Regions from separate parts of the Mus musculus genome. Here all the other regions are linked to region 1. The links are chromatin loops, found by intact Hi-C in ENCODE. Cell type or tissue: left cerebral cortex. All regions are shown on one strand.

Evidence for each region. Hi-C counts contacts between places; a loop is a spot of excess contacts. Peaks named below come from ENCODE experiments on the same cell type or tissue, not always from the same donor. Only the 100,000 strongest peaks of a DNase experiment are listed, where the experiment ranks them.
Region 2: it touches region 1 in a loop (5-fold over the local background); 3 of 42 quality-filtered maps call a loop at or near these places.
Region 3: a loop joins it to region 1, with 4 times the contacts of the local background. A loop is called at or near these places in 4 of 42 quality-filtered maps.
Region 4: a loop joins it to region 1, with 2.2 times the contacts of the local background. A loop is called at or near these places in 2 of 42 quality-filtered maps.

What each region holds. Positions count from the first base shown.
Region 1 is chr5:63,328,871-63,333,870 of GRCm38, reverse strand. No RefSeq gene overlaps it. Among named protein-coding and RNA genes, the nearest start is that of Gm30837, 290 kb to the left of the region's middle. In left cerebral cortex, no CTCF peak of the experiment used is centred here; a DNase peak (open chromatin) is centred at 2,473; H3K27ac peaks cover 635 bases.
Region 2 is chr5:63,390,131-63,395,130 of GRCm38, reverse strand. No RefSeq gene overlaps it. Among named protein-coding and RNA genes, the nearest start is that of Gm30837, 230 kb to the left of the region's middle. In left cerebral cortex, no CTCF peak of the experiment used is centred here; DNase peaks (open chromatin) are centred at 2,685 and 2,979; H3K27ac peaks cover 565 bases.
Region 3 is chr5:63,496,474-63,501,473 of GRCm38, reverse strand. No RefSeq gene overlaps it. Among named protein-coding and RNA genes, the nearest start is that of Gm30837, 130 kb to the left of the region's middle. In left cerebral cortex, no CTCF peak of the experiment used is centred here; a DNase peak (open chromatin) is centred at 2,299; H3K27ac peaks cover 2,148 bases.
Region 4 is chr5:63,621,188-63,626,187 of GRCm38, reverse strand. Gm30837 (a long non-coding RNA gene) reads left to right here and starts at 1,964. Exons shown (of 3, transcript XR_376966.2): 1 at 1,964-2,121. In left cerebral cortex, no CTCF peak of the experiment used is centred here; DNase peaks (open chromatin) are centred at 1,867 and 2,506; H3K27ac peaks cover 562 bases.

The sequences.
Region 1 (5,000 bases):
AAGAGACATGAGTTTAAAGCAGTATTGAGTATGAATTTGGTCACATACAATTGACTAGAAACAGATTCACGGAGAGCTTTGTTTGGTATACAAGTGTTTAAGAGCCGTGTTAGTAAAACTTTGCAAGCTTAAATTGAAAGTACTACATCTACTACAAAACAGATGAGCAACCCGAGATGTCAAAAGACCTGCTTTCCTCACCCTAGAGTGTCTGCTCGTTCATACTTCCTTCAGTAGATGTTCAAATGATAAAACATCAAAGACCTCACAGAGGGCAGAACCAAATGTTGTGGATGACAAGTAAGCTGTAGTCTTTCCTGGTGGCATAGTTGTAGCCCAATGGAAGCCACGTATTTCAAAGTACAGCAAGCTCACATTTGTCCAGTAGTATTTTAGAATTTTCTGGAACGCCGCTGCTATCAGATGAGTAGGATTTTTTTTTTTAACCAGCTCTTTGTTAGGAATGTGAGTGAATATGTATAATATAAAAAGGGAATAGAAGCTATTATTCAACTTTTCGTTTATTTTTTTCATAAATACACTGTATGTGTTAAGTTCAAGGAGTGAAAGACTTTGATAGCATGTATGTGTATAGCCATTTCTTTGTATATGTCTTTATGAAAATCTGTATCTGCTTTTGTGCTGAGAAGGATTGAATGTTGGATGCCTAAATGTCATTTTTATCGTGTATCTTCATAAATGAGAATAAAAGCACACAAGTTAAAAAAACAAACAAACAGTGAAGTAAAAAGCTATGGGCCTAGAAATAGCAAGATTCACTTGTGTGTAGCTGATGCGAGGCAGGCAGCTTGTGCTTTCTGTTAAGAATATGTATCAGAAAAGGGAAACTAGGGCTGGTCATAAGGGTCAGTGGGTACAGGGGCTTGGAGTGCAAACTTGATTTGTGGAACCTAAATACAAGTAGGAGAGAGTCATCTCCAAAAAGTTGCCTTCTGACTTTGAAACGTGTACCATGTTACATTGGTCCACATGCATACTACATGGGCACATACACATGCTAATGTTTTAAATTTCACAACAACCAAAATCAAGTTAAAATAAATCAAGTAACACATATGCAGTAATACCTAAGGGCAAATTTTAGAAAAATTATAGACACACATGTCTGAAACTTTTTCTTTTCTTTTTTGATATTATAATATTACTATAATATAATTTCCATTTCTATTTCCTCTCTCTAAATCCTGCCATATACTCGTCCTTGCTGTCTTTCAAATTCATGCCCTGCTTTTTTTTTCTTGCAGTCTGCTCAGTCTGTGTAATGTTACTTGTATGTATTTTTTTTTCAAGCAGACCAATTGGAATTGGATAACCAGTTGATGTTTCATGGGAAAGACTCTTTTACCTCCTCTAAACATTTCTTAGTCACCTCTAATTTTTGTGTCTCTCTCTCTCCCTCTCTCTCTCTCTCTCTCTCTCTCTCTCCCTCTCTCTCTCTCCCTCTCTCTTTCTCCCTCCTTCTCTCTCTTGATGAGGATTTAGGAGTACCCTGATTTATGGGGAAAGGAAAAATATTTAGAATTGAATTAGGGAATATTCTGGTTTCGTGAAGGTTGATTATAAGTTCTCTTCCAAGACTCACATAGTAACTAGATCTGGATAGTTGGCTAGGTTTTCAGCAAAAGGCATGGTTTCCTTCTTGTTCAGTGGGTCTTAAATCCAGTTTGAGAGCTGTTGGTTACTTTCAAGGTATTTGTGTACTAAAATTTTAGGATTATCATGACAAGCTGGTCATTATTGCAGTTCACAGACATAGTTTGTCAGGACTTTGCTTTCCCCCTTTAGAAGCTTGCATTCAAAATGGGAGTCTTTCAAATCAGTTACAGCTCAGAGGCCTCTGAGACCTCTTTATGAAGTGCAAGACATCTTTAACAACAGGGACTACTTTATACCTCTGCTGTCTATTTTCTGTTGGGGTATCCAAGGGCAATGGCAAGAGCAATAGCCACTAATGAAGAGTTGTGATCAACAGTTCAAATAAGAGCATCTCCTACCTAGTGTTTAGGAATTTTGTTAGATGGTTTAGGGGTCTTGAGTAGACAATGATCATGCCAGATGGAAATTTTTCATATATTCTTATTTTATGTTTATGAGTGTTTACCTACATATATGTGCATGCCCAATGATCAGAGAGGCCAGGAGAAGGAGTTGAATCTCAGGAAACTAGAGTTATCCACAGATGTGTAATGCCATATGGGTTCAGAGAATTAAATCCTCCTTTACAAGGTCAGCAAGTGCTCCTAACTGCTAAGCCATCTCTCCAGCTCTGCTGAAATAATTTAAAATTGGTCTCATCTTTGGAAGAGAAGAAGAATGTGGATGCAGTTTGCTCTGATTTTTGTTGTTAATGTTGTTAGTGCACTTCCTGAACAAAGAAAAAATATAGCTCTTCTTGTCATGTTGACAGCTTTGGCTATATAAATAGATAGTTATGTAGGCAGATACCAAGGTGTGAACTTCCCCCATGAATTTTAATTGGATACTTGGCTAGGCAGAGTGGGATTTAGCATGTAAATGGTAAGGATGCCCATCAAATAAAGTCCAAATATGTACTTTAATTTAGTGAAATGAGCAGTGCACAGTTAAAAGTGGGACCATAAAGTTTTGTTGTCTAATGCAAACCAGTTCATGGGCCTCAGGAGTACTCCTTCAGGGAATAGTTTGCCGTGTACAGACAAACAGCATCTCTTCACAGTTCTTCTTCTCCAACTATCCCTGAAGAGGGCTGCTTTGGAAGGAAAACAAACTTTCAGCATCCAGGTTTCTGTATTATCAGATCACATTCTCTTATTTGTCTTTCTCTAGAAGCCTTCTGTTTTCTTTCTTTGCACTTGCAAATTATTAATTGCTTCACAGTTATATCCATTTATCATTGACAACATATTAATTCAGTATCTACAATGCTACAGGCTTTGAGGTCACAAGATTAAAAAGTACCTAGACAGTCACTGCTGACCTGAAGTTTATATAGGAGTAGGCAGTAAATTATTGCAATGGGAATTCATGAAAAGTTTATTAATTGTAACATATTATAGAAATAAAACGATGATAAGAGGCCCATACAGTCCACTTTGAAAATTGTAAAAGTGCCAAACAAGTAAGAGAAAAGAGATATTCAGTGCAACTGGGAAGCAGATTATTTCAACAGACAAACACACACAAAACAGCTAGGAAAGTCATGGTCTCTCTAAGGGAGAGCAAAGAGGATGAGCATTAAGACCAAAGAAAAAAACTGTGTAATGAGATATGTTCAGAGTAATAGGTAAGGCTTAAATCAAATGAAATCTCAAGGAGAACAGAAAGAGAAATCTCAAACCGATGTATTGAGTTTTGGTGTAGTGCTATGTATTGTCAGGCTCAGTTCTGTATCAGAAGGTCTAGGCCTGGGAGTGAGTTCTCCCTTTTATAAGATTTTGTTGTGCATACCTTGTTCTTTAATTTCGAACTATTGTTTAAATAAAATTGGCTACAGCCAATTATGGGAGGTCTTGAGCTACCTAGTTGGGGTTGAAGAAGTGAGAGGAAGAGAACAAGGAGGAGAGAGAGGAAAAGGCACCATCAGAGGAGATGGACCATGACTATATGGCCAGAAAAAAACAAAACAAAACAGAAAGTATTTGGGGTACACTGCTGTGGAGGCAACCAGACAAGCAGTTACAAACACAGATTAGGGATTACTGCCTACTCCTCCCCCAAGTAATTGTCAAAGCCAAATAATCAAACCATAGTCGGAATCTCATTTATTTTGAAACTAGTCTGAGATAAGCTTAAATTAGTTCTACTACAAGTTGTCATTTTTTAAGTGTTTGGATAATGAAATGGTTGGTCATTTAAGATACCTATGTCCAGTCTCTGAAGAGGAAATTAAAGTTCCAATAACAGAAGCATATAGATCACTTAGAAAGCTTCTGGAATTTTCTAGACAATCATAGTGGTGAGCAGATTAAGTATAGTAGATATTAGGTTATTTTTGAATATAGATGTTATTGGAGATACTTACAGATTTATTTATCAAAGACAAGAGAGAAAAGAGGAAATATGAAGGATGCTTCATGAGTTTGGTTGAAAAAATTAATGAAATAGCAATGAAGCTGAGATCAACAGCTTTGCTGTCAGCATTCAAATATTAAATATTGGTGCATGCTTATTGGGCATTGTAAGGGGAAGACCAAGATGGAGATTTGAATAAAGTGGATGTTAGTATACATGTATATTTGATGTTATAAGCTTTTTGTAGTAGTCAATTGAGTGCCATCATCAAATCCCAAGGAACCATACATTAGTTATTTAGATAGAGGGTTGGAGAGATGGATTGTGGGTATGATGGTTTGAAGAAGAATTGTCCCCATAGGACTATATATTTTAATATTTAGTCATCAGCTAGTGGAAGTGTTTGGATGCATTTGGAGGTGTGTTGTGGGAGTATGTCCTTGTTGAAGGTGATGTGTCACTGGAAGTGGGCTCTGAGCTTTCAAAAGACCATGCAGGGCTGAGTTTTTTTTTTCTCTTTCCATCATCCCTCCCTCTTCATTCCCTCTCCTTGTCCTTCTCCCACCACCCTGTGCCTTTTGCTTTCATATCAGGATGTACAGCACTAAGCTACTGCTCCAGCACCATGCCTGTTTGTTTCCCACCTTGATGATCAAGGACTCTCTAAACCGTAAGTAATCTATCCCCATCAAATGCTTTCCTTTATACCAGATGCCTTGATCATGCTATCTTCTCACAGCAATTTTTGTAAGTTATTTTCTTATCCCTGTATGTGCAACACGACAAATCAACATTCCCCTTTGAAAAAATAATTGTGCTACTTTTAACATTTTTATGGATATAGGATAAAAAACTAGAAATGTCACAATAGGACATAAGAGGTATGTGCTATATACACCTCTAATATTAGTATATTAACAGGGTTATACTATAGCAGTGACTCTAAAAGATAAAGTGAGAGGTTTCAATCCAGAACTACTCAAGTAGTT
Region 2 (5,000 bases), 61 kb before region 1:
TTTTCATTTGGGTCCTCTGATGAAAGATATCTTGCTGGTGGAATGAACAGTAGCATCATAAACAGGTAGCATCATAAAACCTGCCCAGGTAAGCAGAGGGACGCCCTGTTGTTGGTCCTGCTGAAGTTGGGGCAGAGTCAGAGCAGGAAGGAAAAAGGCCTCGAAGCATCTAGGATGCAGTCAGTGCTCCAGACATCCAAGGTCCCCAAGCTTTTTCTAAAACAGTTCAACAGAGAAAGACAAGCTCAAAGGAAACAAGAGGGGAAGTGATACAGTTTAGATTTTGGTCATTTTGGTAGCTGGCTTTTAAAGGTGGGTATAATAAAACATTTACATGATGATATGCTATCTCTGCCAAATAGTCTAGAGTCTGGTTTCAAATGGATAGATTGAATGCAATTGTAGTGAATGGCAAAACCTGGGCCTTTTTGTTGTTGTTTACAAATAATAGACATTTAATGAGAACCTCTTTTGTGCCAAGAACTGTGTTGAAATTAGACTTGCATGGAACTAATGGGCATGAGATTATAGAGGTGGCAAATTAAATACGAGGTGAGAGGAAAGAAGTAGGTTAGGAGTTCCCTTAACTGAGTTACAGGGACCTTGGGGAAGGAAGGTCAGAGTAAAGGCTGAGGGAACCTACCCAGCACCCAGGCAAAGGGAGGAGTGACAGCCTAAGGGAGGGCATCTCAGGGTGTGATGGCCAAGGCCCCTTTCTGACCTTGCACTTTTAAGCACATCAGTATAATTAATTCAGTACACGATTCTCCAAAGTCCAACTCATCAATAAGGAAAATGGGGAAATTTTAAAAACAATCAATTAACATCCAGAGAACCCAAAACCTAAATTAGCAAAGGACTATAAATAGATGTGTATGCTTCATTTTGCTAACTTTTTGGAGAAAATGCTTCATTGTACTTGTGAAATTCCAAATTAAATGGACATCATTTCTTTAGAAAATCAGCACCTTTAACATTTAAAGACATGTCCTATGATGTATCATTTAAAATGTGTAATTCATTTTTTTTCCTGTATCCACAGGAAATTGAAGGCATTTCTGGTTTTGTGGATGCCCAGGATGAGCATGGGACCGGTTTGCTTATGCTGACCTGACCTTGACCCTTTCTGTCAATTCCTGGTCATTGCCTGTCTCACATCCTGTTTGTGTAGCAACCCCCAGAAGTCTTTCTATCAACGGTTCCCCCATGTGTGGTCTATTGTGGGTTGAAATACTAAGAAACCCATTCATTGGAAGGTTTTCATTTTTTTTCCCTTTTGCTGGAATTTTTTCTCAAATAATAATCCTGATTATTTATTCTTCATCTATTCCTCTGAGCTCCTCCCCAATTCCCCTTTCATCCAGATCCGCCCCTTTCTGTCTCTCATTAGAAAATTAAAAGCCATCTATGGGATGATAATGTAATAAAATAAAGTAACAAAATAAAATATAATAAGATAAAACAAAAACCAAAACATTGGAATTGAACCAACCAACCAACCAACCAACCAAAGAGAGGAAAAGAGTCCAAGAGAAGGCACAAGGAACAGAAATCCATCTGTTCCCAAACTTAGGAATCCCATGAGAGCACTAAACCACCCAGTGGACCTGTGGGATAAAAATAGAAGAAGAAAAATAAAATAAAATAAAATTTAAATTAAATTAAATTAAATTAAAAATAAAGACAAGGAACCTCCAAAGATGCTGTTGGGGGCTCTGTATCCTCTATTATTTGGTAATTTTATTTATTTCTCCTTCATATAGGTATATATTTTAGGAATCTTCTACTGTATTAGGTTTTCAAACTAACCCTCAAGTGGTTCTTAATTTTAATTGTCTCTATGCCTTTTCTTCCCTGTGCCTTTCCCCCCTCCATTTTTTCTCCTCATTCTCCTGCCTCTTTTATCCATAACTAGTCAAAGTTTCTAGAAGGCTCCCCTCTGGTTGCCCTGAAGAGTTTCAGCAGTTTCTCTGGCTCAATTTTCTTTTCTTTTGGGACACTATTTTCGATATAGAGATCCAATTTATGCAAATTGTATATTGCATATGGAAAGATAATTAATTCAGACAAAATTTAATATAATTACTCATTTGCTTTGAAAAAAAAAACAATAACAATCCCATGTCTCACTCTTTTCTTCTCTACATAAAAAATTTGAGTGTTGTTTAGGAAAAATTATGTTTCTGATATGGGGTTCCAGTGGTAAGAGAGGAGAGGCACTAACTGATGACTGGGAGTTAAACCACACCAGGGTGTGGGAAGATGCCATTGTAGCTGATATGTATTCCCCAGCACCCTCATTCATAGGCTGTTTACCACAGATGGTACAGGTAGAGTTAGTATTGAACAGGAGCGGCATGGTGGTCAACAACTCCTCTTACAGATGGGGTATAAAACCTTAAGCTCTTCAGGGCTGTGTTCCACCAGTCATTCCTGTTAGTCTCTCACAGAGACTGAGCACGATTTTGGCTGAAGCTCCTCTGACTTTCACATGCTTCTTATCACCCATGGGCAAAGACTCAACTAGGTTATATCACCAGTTGCACATTTTGGATGCAGTTCTCTATGTAACCATCACCTGGGCCAGCAGTTATTCCTTCAGTTGTAACATGACTGAGGTGATGGAAGTGTTAGTGAAACACACAGTGGAACAAAGAGTGAGCAGGGATGGGCAGGAGAATATGGCTTGGCTGAGCGTAAGCTGCATCCCGCCAATCACTCTTTCCAGGCGCTAAAAAGGCTGCAATAAAATTTCCTTTTCTACACTTGTAGCTTCTAATTAGCTTTGAAATGATTTTGTGGTTTGGTTTAAAGTCTGTCTTCTCTCTTCGGTGATTCCTTTGGGACTGGTTGTTCATTAAAAAAAAAAAAAAGAAAAAAAGAGAACATTTTGCATTTTTATAGTTCTGTGCACTGGACCATAGAGGAGCAGCAGATGTTGCTTGCTCTTTCCCACCCACACATCCAAATGTGAATAATCTTGGTACTCCTGGCAAACTTTCACAAAATACAGCATCTTTTAGCACTGCAAAGACTCCATCCTACCAAATGTTCATGAAGAACCAATGCAAAGAGTGCACTTAATAGTGAAATGAGCATCGCATACTCAAAAGAATTTTGGAGTTAGGTAATCCTCAAGCTGCTAATAAGCCATGTGTATTTGGCTGACTGTTGTATTCCTTTGAGGCTTCCATTTCCTCGTATGTACATGGGAGATAATGCCACTCATAACACCGTGCTTGCCACACACTTCGCACTGACTGTTGAATTTGAATTTTATTAGACTCCTTTAAAACATTGCTTTCGAGAAATGACAGCTTCCTCTCAACATTTCCTTTTATCTGTTCTTCCCTGGACCCCAGCTTCTATCTTTTCACTCATGTTCGAGTTTCTCTGTCTTCCTTGACTACTCCTTGACATATACTATTGACTTTAGGTCTATCCACCCTGAATATAGGGGGAGGTAATTGATTTTAGTTTTGCTATTTAAAGGTTTTCAAGATACCATATAATATAAAGATAAGTTAAATACAGGGAAGTGGACTTCAAAATGCAATGCTGCTGACAGCGATGTTATGGTATTTCTTTGAATACTTACTTTACTTTCTCAATATCCATTAAAAGATGTAGGAGGCTCAAGTAGCTCTAGGAACTTCATAATTAGAGAAGATGACTTTAGAGAGATCCATGTCAGAGCATCCTATGACTAGACGCTTGGCCTTAACCAATGAACACTGTAGCTCCTTGATTATGTTTCTAGTGACTGAAGGGAAATTTAATTTTATGTTGTTTCGGTGATTTCTGTGTCTATTTTCTACCATGACCCATTATAACACCCTTGTACTCTTCTACCTTCTGTGTAATTAATTCATAGTTAGTGGTTTATTTATAAGAATAATTTTTAACTTTTAAAATTCCCCTCTTGAAATGTTTCTCCTACTATAATTATTTGGCAATGGATATTTCTTTTAGTGGAGTGTGTGTGTGTGTGTGTGTGTGTGTGTGTGTGTGTGTAGTTGTGTGTGGGTGTATGTGTCTGTTGCATGTGTGCTGTGCATGTGTTTGCATGTAATCATTCAATATTTGGTTTCTATCTCAACTACTGTCTATCTTATATTTGAGTCAAGGTTTTTCACTGACCTTTGACTTAGCTGATTCTGATTGGCTGGCAGGCAAGCCCTTGATATCTTCCTGTCTCTGTACTCCCAGCTTTGATTGAGATTGCATACATGTACCCTGTACTCCTTTGCCTGTGTGTTTTAATTAGATTTTTGGGGAATCAAAACCCAGGTCCTTATGCTTGTGTGACAATAACTTTCCTGGATGAGCTATATCTCCAGGATCCTGAATATTTCCATGCTTTCCACAGGAAGAAAAAGGAAGTGTTCAACAGCTTTTGAAGAGTATGTATTTCTGTCTCATTTGAGAATGCACTCTAAGTCTTTTCTTTCTTCACAGAAATTCTGTGAGGTTCTCTAGCCGCTTGGCACTGGGTCTGTCATGACAAACTTTCACCACAGGCTCTATAGTTCTCCCATGAATTTGGCTCAGCTTCTTGCAGGACATTTAGAAATATCTCATATTCCACATTGAACATGGCAAATAGTTTCTCAATTTCTGGCTGTCTTTTAATTTTTGTGTTCTTGTTCTTCTTTTTTAAAAAAATCATTCATATTTGGACCTCTCTTGTTCAGTTTAGTCTTCTAAATCAGTTCTCAAGCCCTGTAATGGTATGTTATATAGTTGTGTGTTTATATAACTTTCATAAATGGATTATGGTATTATTGTTCTTATGCTCTTTTATATATTCACTTATGTTCACTTACATACTCTTATTCATATGCACACACACACACACACACGTATATATATATATATATATACGTGTGTGTGTGTGTGTTTATGCACTTCACATGTACAGATACATGCAGAAGTCAGAAAAGGGAATTGTGTCTTTTGGGCCTGGAGTTACAGGGATTTGTGAGCTGTCCTACCTGGAT
Region 3 (5,000 bases), 170 kb before region 1:
TGTGGCCACCTCAGCAATAATGCGGCAGTAATTAGATTCTCCAAAGATTCCGTGTAACCTAGTTAAATTCTCAGCTCCTCCTAGCATGTGACGTTGAAATCTCACAGGGAGAACTGTGCTACTTTTTAATAAAAACTATCTGGACAGCAGTTAAGTGGAGCATTAACCTGTTTTGGGGAAAAATAAACCTGCTGACACTGTCATGTCTTTGGAAATGAAGTGGCTAGAAGGAAAATAAAAGTGATATTTCTAAATTTGGGGAGTGAAGGAAGATATATTAAGGAGCCAAGTAGTTACCCATTGTGTGTATGTGTGTGTGTGTGTGTGTGTGTGTGTGTGTGTGTGCGCGTGCGTGCGTGCGTGCGTGTGTGTGTTAAGTGGCACCCATTATAGGCAAATTATTAGGTGTTAGATTTGAGGGTATATGAATACTGAAAGGTGAATGCTTTGCTTTAAAAATATTTATAGTCATATAGGAAAACTTTTAATATCTCTCATATGGTTAAAGTATTTTATATAGTTCTGTAAATTTGACATGGCAACTTAATATATTTTGGAAAATGGAAAAATAAAATTATTAATCCAATCACTCATATATGCCCACTACTAATACTTTTGGTGTACTTTCTTAGTCTTTTCTCCCCTGGTGTGTAGCTTTTCTGCTTGGAATCAACCCATTTTTTCTACTGTATAAAATCCTGGGAGTAGATATTCTAGATGAGAGGGTATAGACATTTTTAAGAGTCTTGAAACATATTAATAGTATTGATTTTGAGAGAGGTCAAACTCAATACACTTGGCTGCATTCAATGTAGATCTTTAAAAAGTGCTCATTAGCTAAAGAATACAATCTCATCATCTTATTTTTTTGTTTCTTCAGTACTTTCAGTGAGGATATTTATTGGGAAATTATGCATAAGGTACTATCTTGGCACTATCTTGACTTTAGTGTCAATATGACTCTTTGGCATTAAGGACCTCAAAATAGAGGCCACATTCCCATAGGAGGAAGCTGGAAGGGAAGCATTATGATAATGGCCAGTGACGTACTTACATGACAGAAGAAAAAGGGATGGAATAACAGTAAATAGAAAGTTGTAAACATTCTTAAATTTGAATACTATTAAGTGGTTATTTGAGTGAGAATGGCCCCATAGATATAAATGTTTGATGACATGATCCTCAGTTGGTAGAATTTTTTTTTTGAGAAGAATTAGTATGTGTGGCCTTGTTGGAGGTATGTCTCTGGTGGGTTCAAAAGCCTCTTTAAAATAATTTTGTGGTTTAAAGACATTCAAAGCAAGTTCAGGCTCTCGCCCTTCTGCCTCCTGCTTGTGAGACGTGAGCTCTCAGCTGTTCTGTTGCCAACACTGTTGCTCTGCCATCCTTGATTCTAATCCTCCAAACTGTAAGCCCAATTATGGATTTTCTTTTATAAATTTCCTCAGTTATAGTGTTTTATGACAGTGATAGAAAGAAAGCTAATACAAACTCGATGGGAAAAAGTTATTTTCATTTTATTGATCAGGGAACATTTTAAGGAGACCATGGTGTCCTGTGTGAACGACACATTGAATAAGCAGTAAAGAGTACATTAGAATGCCTGGCTGCCCCACTTAAGAGCTCTTGCCCTGGCCACCATCGAACAGAACTTTGCTCAGAAAAAAACATTTATTTCATCCCTTCGTTGGCTTCACTGAGAATCTTGGATCTATTCTTAGTTTGTAGATCAATTTGACTGTCTAGTCCTATTTCTGCTCAGATAGAACAAGGTACCATGAGAATTCAAAATTCCATGTGGATGGGACAAAGCTACCATCAGATTCAACCTGCCCCTTTTCAGATGGAATGCTGCAGGTCAGAGAGAAAAGCATCACAGTCATTTGTGGTGGACTCTGCATTAGAACTCCTGTTCCCCGATTCTTGAAGCCTACTCTAGTGTGCTTCCTCCATATACTACTTTCTTTGCTGTTTTAACCTTTGCTTTTAGCAACGTTAGAGGTTTATGTTTCATTTTCCTAAAAAAAAAAAAAAATAGGAGTCTGTGTGTGCTTTTGTTCAGGTTTCTGTTCTCTGTTGAAGGAACCATGCAGGGATATTTAGATAGTCTGCTCTTCTCTTTCCAACAAGGGAGGCAAATGGAAATACTGAACATTTGAGTGCCTACTCACTATCTTCCAGACACTTGGATACTTTACACCCTGCAATTCTCATAACAGCTCGTTGATGTAGCTATTATAATCTCCAAGGCACAGATGGGAACATGGGGAGAGATGCACAGGGAATTTAAAGAACTTGCTTAAGTTAAATTGCCCAGATTCTAAATGGAAGTAGGAAGACTGAAACCCAAGTATGTCTGACACCAAGGCCCATGCCCTGCCCACTGCACCTCACAGATTACAATTCCCCATGGAGGGGTGATGTGACTACCATCTGGTTAGGAATACTTCTGCTTCATTTCTTGTTATGGTAGGACTCAAGTGTTTGCCTTCACTATCTTCAGCTCCTAAGATAGGGAACTGACTTAGTTGTTGGAATGAATCTTGGAATTTCTTGCCTGCAGCTCAGGAAGAAACAGAACAGAGTTGTGTTTAAGGATGGATTTAACCCAATTCAAACAACTTTTTAAATACTTAGGAGGTATGTCACCTCGAGAGATATCTTTAAATTCATCATTCTTCAGTTTTTTTCATCTGGAAAAGGGACTTAATAACAGTGTATTCCCAATGGAAATGTTATGAACAAAATGAAATTATATGTGTAAGTCACTCAGCACAATACCTAAAATAATTTTATTTACTTCACAGCATAGAATAGCTTGTTCTGTTCCTCTATGGATAATAAAATGGTAACTGGCATTTGTTACAGGGAGGACCAACAGCATGAAAAACTATGAAGAGGGCTTTGGTCTCTCTTGATACATTAGTCAGATGTTTCTATCGCTGTGGACAAAACCCCAAGAGAGACAACCTAAGGAGTAGGGGCTTTGTTTAACTCAGAGGGGCAGAAATTCAAGTCCATAGTTCCCAGGTTTTGGAGTCTGGGCTTTAGGCATGTAGAAAAGACAACATGGTCACGAGAACATGTGACAGTCAGTGGCCAGCCTGGGCTGACTAGTAAATTCCAGATCAATTTGGGCTCCAGACTGAGACTGTTTCTCAATACAATCACATATACAATCTAACATATAAATAAATGACAAAGAATGAGACAGAAGCAACTCAGCTTTGGTGGACAGGAAGCAGATAGACAAGCGGAGAGAAGACACGCAAGATATAGTATTAACACATGCCTACTTATATATTTCATACAGCCTTTCCTCCTAAAGTTTCCAGAATCTCCTAAAATAACACCATCAGCTGGGGACCAGGTCTTAAAACTCAAGTCTTGGATAAAGAGTTCCCACCCAAGCCATCACAGGTGTCTTCCTAAACACACAGCTGTTTGGATGGTTCAGGCTTCCCAATTGTGACTCACAAATGTTTGCTGTAGTGGAATTCATTGATGATAATGTGCCAATGCAAGAGTTAATGTGCCATAAGCCATTTAGAAAGTGTAAAAAGATGGAAACTAATGCCTATGAGGGCATATACTGGGATGCAGCCATGGAGAAAGAAAGAAAAAAATAGGAAGCAGGGATTAAGCAGGAGAGTGAGAGACCATGCAAGCTCACCAGGAAGAAGACCAAAAGCTGCTAGGCTGATTTAAATGTGGTACATCTATAATTTCTACTTTAACAATGAAAAGTTGTGAGGTCTTTGAGAGGTATTTGGGGCCATGGGGGCTCTGACCTAGTGAAAGATTAATGCAGATACTGAAAGAATATGTTAGTTTTCCAGAGAACCAGGTGGGCCTGCAACTAACCTCTTCTGATCTGAACCACTTGTGGTTGAATTTTTATTGACTTACTTTATAACCCAAATGGGATCAATTTTCAGATTACAGATTTCAAGAGCAATCTATAATCTACAGCATGGCAGAATTCTTTGTGTTTCCTTAAACATTTTCTCTAAATTATCTGTGTCAGAATAATCCAACAAAATATCATCCATGTAATGATAAATAATAGATTGAGGAAATTGTCTACAAATTATTTCTAGTGGTTGTTGCACAAAATATTAACATAAAGTTGGAGTATTTAGCATCCCTTGTGGGAGAACATTTTTATGGGAAAGCAAACCTTTCCCTATCCTGCTCATACAAGGGTATACTAAAAAGGAAATCTTTTAAATCAGTTATTATCAAAGGCTATGCCTTAGGTAGTAAAGAAGGTAAAGGAATTCTAGGCTGCAATGAATCCATTGGTTGAATTATATTCACCACTCTTACATCTGTTAGCATTCCCCATTTTCTTGATTCTTTCTTTCTTGATTTCTTTGTTTCTTGATTTATTTTTTTCTTGATTTCTTCCATTCTTTTTTTAAATTTTTTATTAGATATTTTCTTTATATACATTTCAAATTTCAAATGCTATCCCAAAAGTTCCCCATAACCCCACCCAATCCCCTACCCACCCACTCCCACTTCTTGGCTCTGGAGTTCCCCTGTACTGGGGCATATAAAGTTTGCAAGACCACGGGGCCTCTCTTTCCACTCATGGCCAACTAGACCATATTCTGATACATATGCAGCTAGAGACACAAGCTCCGGGGTTACTGGTTAGTTCATATTGTTGTTCCACCTATAGGGTTGCAGATCCCTTTAGCTCCTTGGTTACTTTCTCTAGCTCCTCCATTGGGGGCCCTGTGATCCATCCAAGAGCTGACTGTGAGCATCCACTTCTGTGTTTGCTAGGCCCCGGCATAGTCTCACAAGAGACAGCTATATCTGGGTCCTTTCAGCAAAATCTTGCTAGTGTATGCAATGGTGTCAGCGTTTGGAGGCTGATTATGGGATGAATCCCTGGGTAGGACAGTCTCTAGATGGTCCATCCTTTTGTCTCAGCTTCAAACTATGTCTCTGTAACTCCTTCCATGGGTGTTTTGTTCCCGTTTCTAAGA
Region 4 (5,000 bases), 290 kb before region 1:
CTACTCCAGTTGTTCAGGATCCACATGAAGACTGAGCAGCATATCTGCTACATATGTGCTGGAGGCCTAGGTCCAGTCCATGTCTACTCTTTGGGTGGTGGTTCAGTCTCTGGAAGCTCCCAAGGGTCCAGATTAGTTGATTATGTGAAGCTCCTATCCCTTTTGGAGCTCTTAATCCTACCCTCAATTCTTCCATAAGAGTCCCCAAACTCAGTCCAATGTTTGGCAGTGCACCAGAGTTCTCAGCATCTGTTTCAGTCAGTTGATGAGTGGAGTCTTTCAGAGGACAGTTATGCTAGGTGATTGTGTGCAAATATAGCAGAATGTCATTACAGGGCTGGTTATTTGCATTTCAGACTATCTGTCCTCCACTGATCAGTTCAAAGGTGGAGTTGTCAAATCTTTGCTTTGGGATACTGAATAGCTGAGCCCTCACTGGTCATGTTTCTTCCAAATGGACATGAGAAACAGAGGAAGCTGGTCTGCCCAGAAAGTTTCAGTGGGTTAAGGAGTAGACAAAGAGCTAGTCTTAAACAACCGGTGAGACTATGAGGATAATCTAGATTTCGTTAACATAAGACAAGAAACAGGAGCAGTCAGACTCAGATATTAATGTCAATCCAGTGTCACAGGTTGCTTCCTCCTGATGTCTGTTGGCTTCATAAAAACCATTTATTTTCTATCTAATGAGCCTTCCTTTACTTGCCTAAGCAGCTCAGAACATTTTTATTATTTGCAATTATATTATGCCATATCTCCAAGCAGTAATCTTGTAATTTCTGGGTATTATCTTCCACTTGATCCTTGGGGGAGGGGTGTCCCTCTTCAGCAGCTTATCTTAAAGTAGAACAATAATTAAATCTTCTTCCTACATGAAAAGAGAATTCCAGTTCTCCTGTACCCATGGTGGAGAGATTATACACCACTACCCCAAGTATATGTATATGTATGTGTGTGTGTGAGAGAGAAAGAGAGGGGGGGAGGATATATATATATATATATATATATATATATATACATATATATATATATATATATATATATATATATATGATTTAGAGAAACAAGAGTATAGATCATCCATTACAGAGACAAGAGCAGAGTGGAAGGATTAAGGAGTTCACCACCACCTCCCCACCCACTGACATCATCTGATCTTGATCAGTCCTGGAACCTGCAGCATCCTTTGATAAGATGGTAGGTGACCTATACTTCTTTATTGAATCAGGATGGAAATAAACAAGGTGAGGAGAGTTTTTTTTTTTTTTTTGCTTGTTTGTTTTTTTGTTTTTTTGTTTTTTGTTTTTTTTGGTATGGTCAGTAGAAAACCCATGGTGACAGATTCTTTGAGGGTAAAGGATTGAATCCATTCCAGACCATAGCTCACAGGACCATAACTGTGCCTCCATTAGCAGAGTGAAATGCCAAGGGTTATCTAGATAGTTTATATAATTAAAGGCAAAGTAGACTGAAGATTGCTACCCACCCTATAAGCACACTCAGTTCAAGGGCTGTACTGAGGGATTTGAGGGTATCCTCATTTTAATGGAATAAAGTCATTTTAGCTAAAGTTCAAAAGGCATCTCAATTGTAACAGGACTTTTTCCCGGATGCTCTCTTAGTGGCGGCTGGGGTGAGCTGTTCAAGAGACAGAGGATTGACTAACTGGCTTGTTTTCACCCCTAGTCACCTTTGTTGTGTCTTTCTTCACTTGACTTCTTGCATACCGGATGCATCTGATCTTTCCTCTGCCCATTCTCCCACTCAGTTTCTCCTGAACTTCACAGCCCTGGAGACTCTGATCATGTGCTCAACTCGCAGGCTAGCCGTACTCTGCCTACACTAGACATGCAGGATACCATCTGTTTCAGGGAAGTGGGAGGTCCCATCTGCTCAAACACATGACAAGGAACTCAAATTGCAAGGAAGTGGGGCAAAGGGAAGCCTGAAATTAGGCAGAAGATAGAAAGATTTGAGTCAGAAGCTCAGGAGTTTGGCTCCTAGCTTATAAGGCTGATTGATGGTCTGGGAGCATGGCTAGATTCTACATGGGTGTGAAGGTCAATAAAGGTCAGCATGTACTCACAGTTTTCAGTGGAGCAGACAGAAAACAATAGCCTGGTGAGTAAACCAATGAGGGAATTTAGATATTGATGAGGACTGATATCTTTTAAAATGAGGATAATTATGAAAAGCTTTTTAGTAGTGTTGAATCTAGATAGGGTGGTCTGGGAAGGTATGGGAAAGTCATTGCTATTCATAAACTAGACTGTTGACAAGAACTCAGAATTGCTGTGGCTAGGGGAAGGACACTCCAGACAGTAAATGCTGGAGTCCCAGTAAAAGACAATCCTAACTGTGCTAGAAGGCCTGCGGAAATGAAGCCCAATCAATAAGGGGGAGGGCAGGCTTAAGGATGCCTGTGAGAAGCATCTAGGCAGGGAGTAAATCCTACAGGTTGATGCTGGCTGCGGTAACCTGTTTTGGCAATTATTGGAGGGATTCAAAGCTACAATTACATCATCAAATTTATGTTATAAAAAGCAGAGGCTGGCTGGGCTGTGGAAGTGAGTTATTGGCAAGCAGGAAGGGCATCAGGGACTCCAGGCAGATTGATGGTTTGAACTGGAGAGACTGATTACTCTGCTCTGGGACACTCAGCTTCTAAACGAAGAACAAAGAGCAAGAGATCACTCATATATTTCCGCAACTCCCTGCTCTTTTTTGAACTAGGACATCAACTGGCACTGCAACCCAGTCAGCATTTGAGCAGCCCAGCCCTGCCAAGTAGGTGCACATTTGCTGTTTTCTCTAGAACTTCAAGGAGTCCTTTACTTTGTGTTTGTGAATATTACAGTGGAAGTTATTAAAAATTCCTTTTTTAAGTTATGGCATAAACATTCACTCTAACTACTGGCAATCACACATTCACATACAAGTTGTAGACTTGGAAGGCAGTAATAGAACACAGAAGATGTCAAGAAGAGCCCCCTGTGATGAGGTTAGCCCCAGAGATATGTGCTTTCCAGACCCAGCAGGTGTGGCTTCAAAAGTACAGCCAGGGTTCAGAGGTACCAATGCCAGATACAGCACAAGGTCTCTTGTGGGATATGTTTCTGAGTAATTGGCCATTCTAATAATTCATATAATTATTATTAACTTTCCATTTTCAAAAGACTAGGTCCTTTTGTCACCTACCCATACACACCAGTCACTCCCTTCTTCGATGAAATGCCATTGTAAGGTTGATAGTATAAGGGGAAAGAGACCCTTCATCAAGGTCGAAAGTTGTGGCTTTAAAAATATTTCTATTTCAGGCTTGTCTACAGACATCAAATTATAAAGCAGAATGTGAGTCCCAAATCACATGCTTAATATAATTCTTCTGGAAAAATCAAGTGAAATTTGTGTGTGAGTTTGAGCAGGTTTCTGGTCCAATGGGCAGGTCACAGTATAAACCAGGAACCATAGTTTTGGACTCATTTTGAAAATGGTTATGATCACTAAGTTTTTGGCTCCTCATTTGTGTTGTACAGTTTCTGACTCATACATACACACACACACACACACAAATGAGTGGGAAAAACCCATTGCCAATTACCTCTTGTTAGGAAGTGTAGTAAGTAATGAGAGCTTAATGTTACCATTGGATTCTAATTCCTATGTTTCAGAATTGCTACATGCTGTAAATTATAAGGAAATATTAGAGTAGAAAATTGAGGCAGTCCTCCAACATGATTGAAGAATATCCGTTGAATATTAATTTTAATTATTCATTGTTTTAAAATAGATGTCTCAGAAGATCAAATTGAAAAATTCTAATAAATCTGAATCTTAAATGCAGATAATGTCTCTTTAATGGGTTTCTTTCTCTTTGGAATTTAAGATGTAGATTCCCCTAGGCCACAAAAAGAAAGGAATATGTGTTCCAATGATTAGCACTGACCTATGTCTTCTTAGGACTGTGTCTAAAGAATGATGTACCTTAGAGCAAAAAATGCTGTCTGTGTGAAGACTCTGAGCAATCCACTGATTAATAACAAGCATCCATTTTACATGTGAATTCATGAGTAGATTATGAATACAATATAAGCTTCATCAGTTTATGCTCAGCTCAGTGATTTTTTTTTCTCCTTCATTGGTGGTAACACTATTGGCATTGGCTTTGCTGTCTCAACTCTCCCTCGGGACAAATCTGTGACATAGGTACCTTAGGCAAAAAGGAGAGAGTATAACTCAACTTTGTGTTATTCTAACAAGTCCTTGAGATAAAGCTACAAATGGAAATGATAGTTTGGGGATAGTAGTTTTGAAATTTCCATCACAAGGTTGGTTGTGGTCTAGGTGCTTCTAGGCTTTCATGATGCAGGAGTGTGGATGTATAGATAAGGAGGTTGTTCACCTCATAATATCCAGGAACTAGAGAGAAATATCCTAATATCCTCTTCAATATCAGTCCCCTAATGACTTGATTTCCCTGTAGGAGCTTTAACCTCTAAAACTTTCTTTATCCTCATTAATAGCATTGACTGGCGACTAAGTCTCAGTGTATGACCCTAGGGGGTACATTTAAGATACAAACTATAACAGAAAGTATAAAACACTTTATTGTTTGCTGTTGGGTATGTCAGCAGAGCACACTTTATCTCCATTTATGGGATGTTACCCAATTAATCCCTTGACACATTGATTGCCATCTATATGGTCATGAAAAATCAGTCAAAGGGCTGTGGAGGTTTGTGTCCAGGATCAGCAGTGCCTTTGTGAGAAGCTAGCTCTGTCTGGGGGAGGGTTTCAAAGGATGGAGAAGGCCATTCCTGGCTGAGCAAAGCAACATAGCAGGAAAACTGTGGTAGAACTTTAGATGGATGGGTTTGTGGAGAGGCCTGGGTAAGAAACTAACTATAGAAAGTGTTTGTTCCTTGTCTTTTCCCCAGGGATTTGTTTTACAGAGGTATTTGAACTTTCTTGTGAGAGTAAGAAGATGTCACTGAAAAATA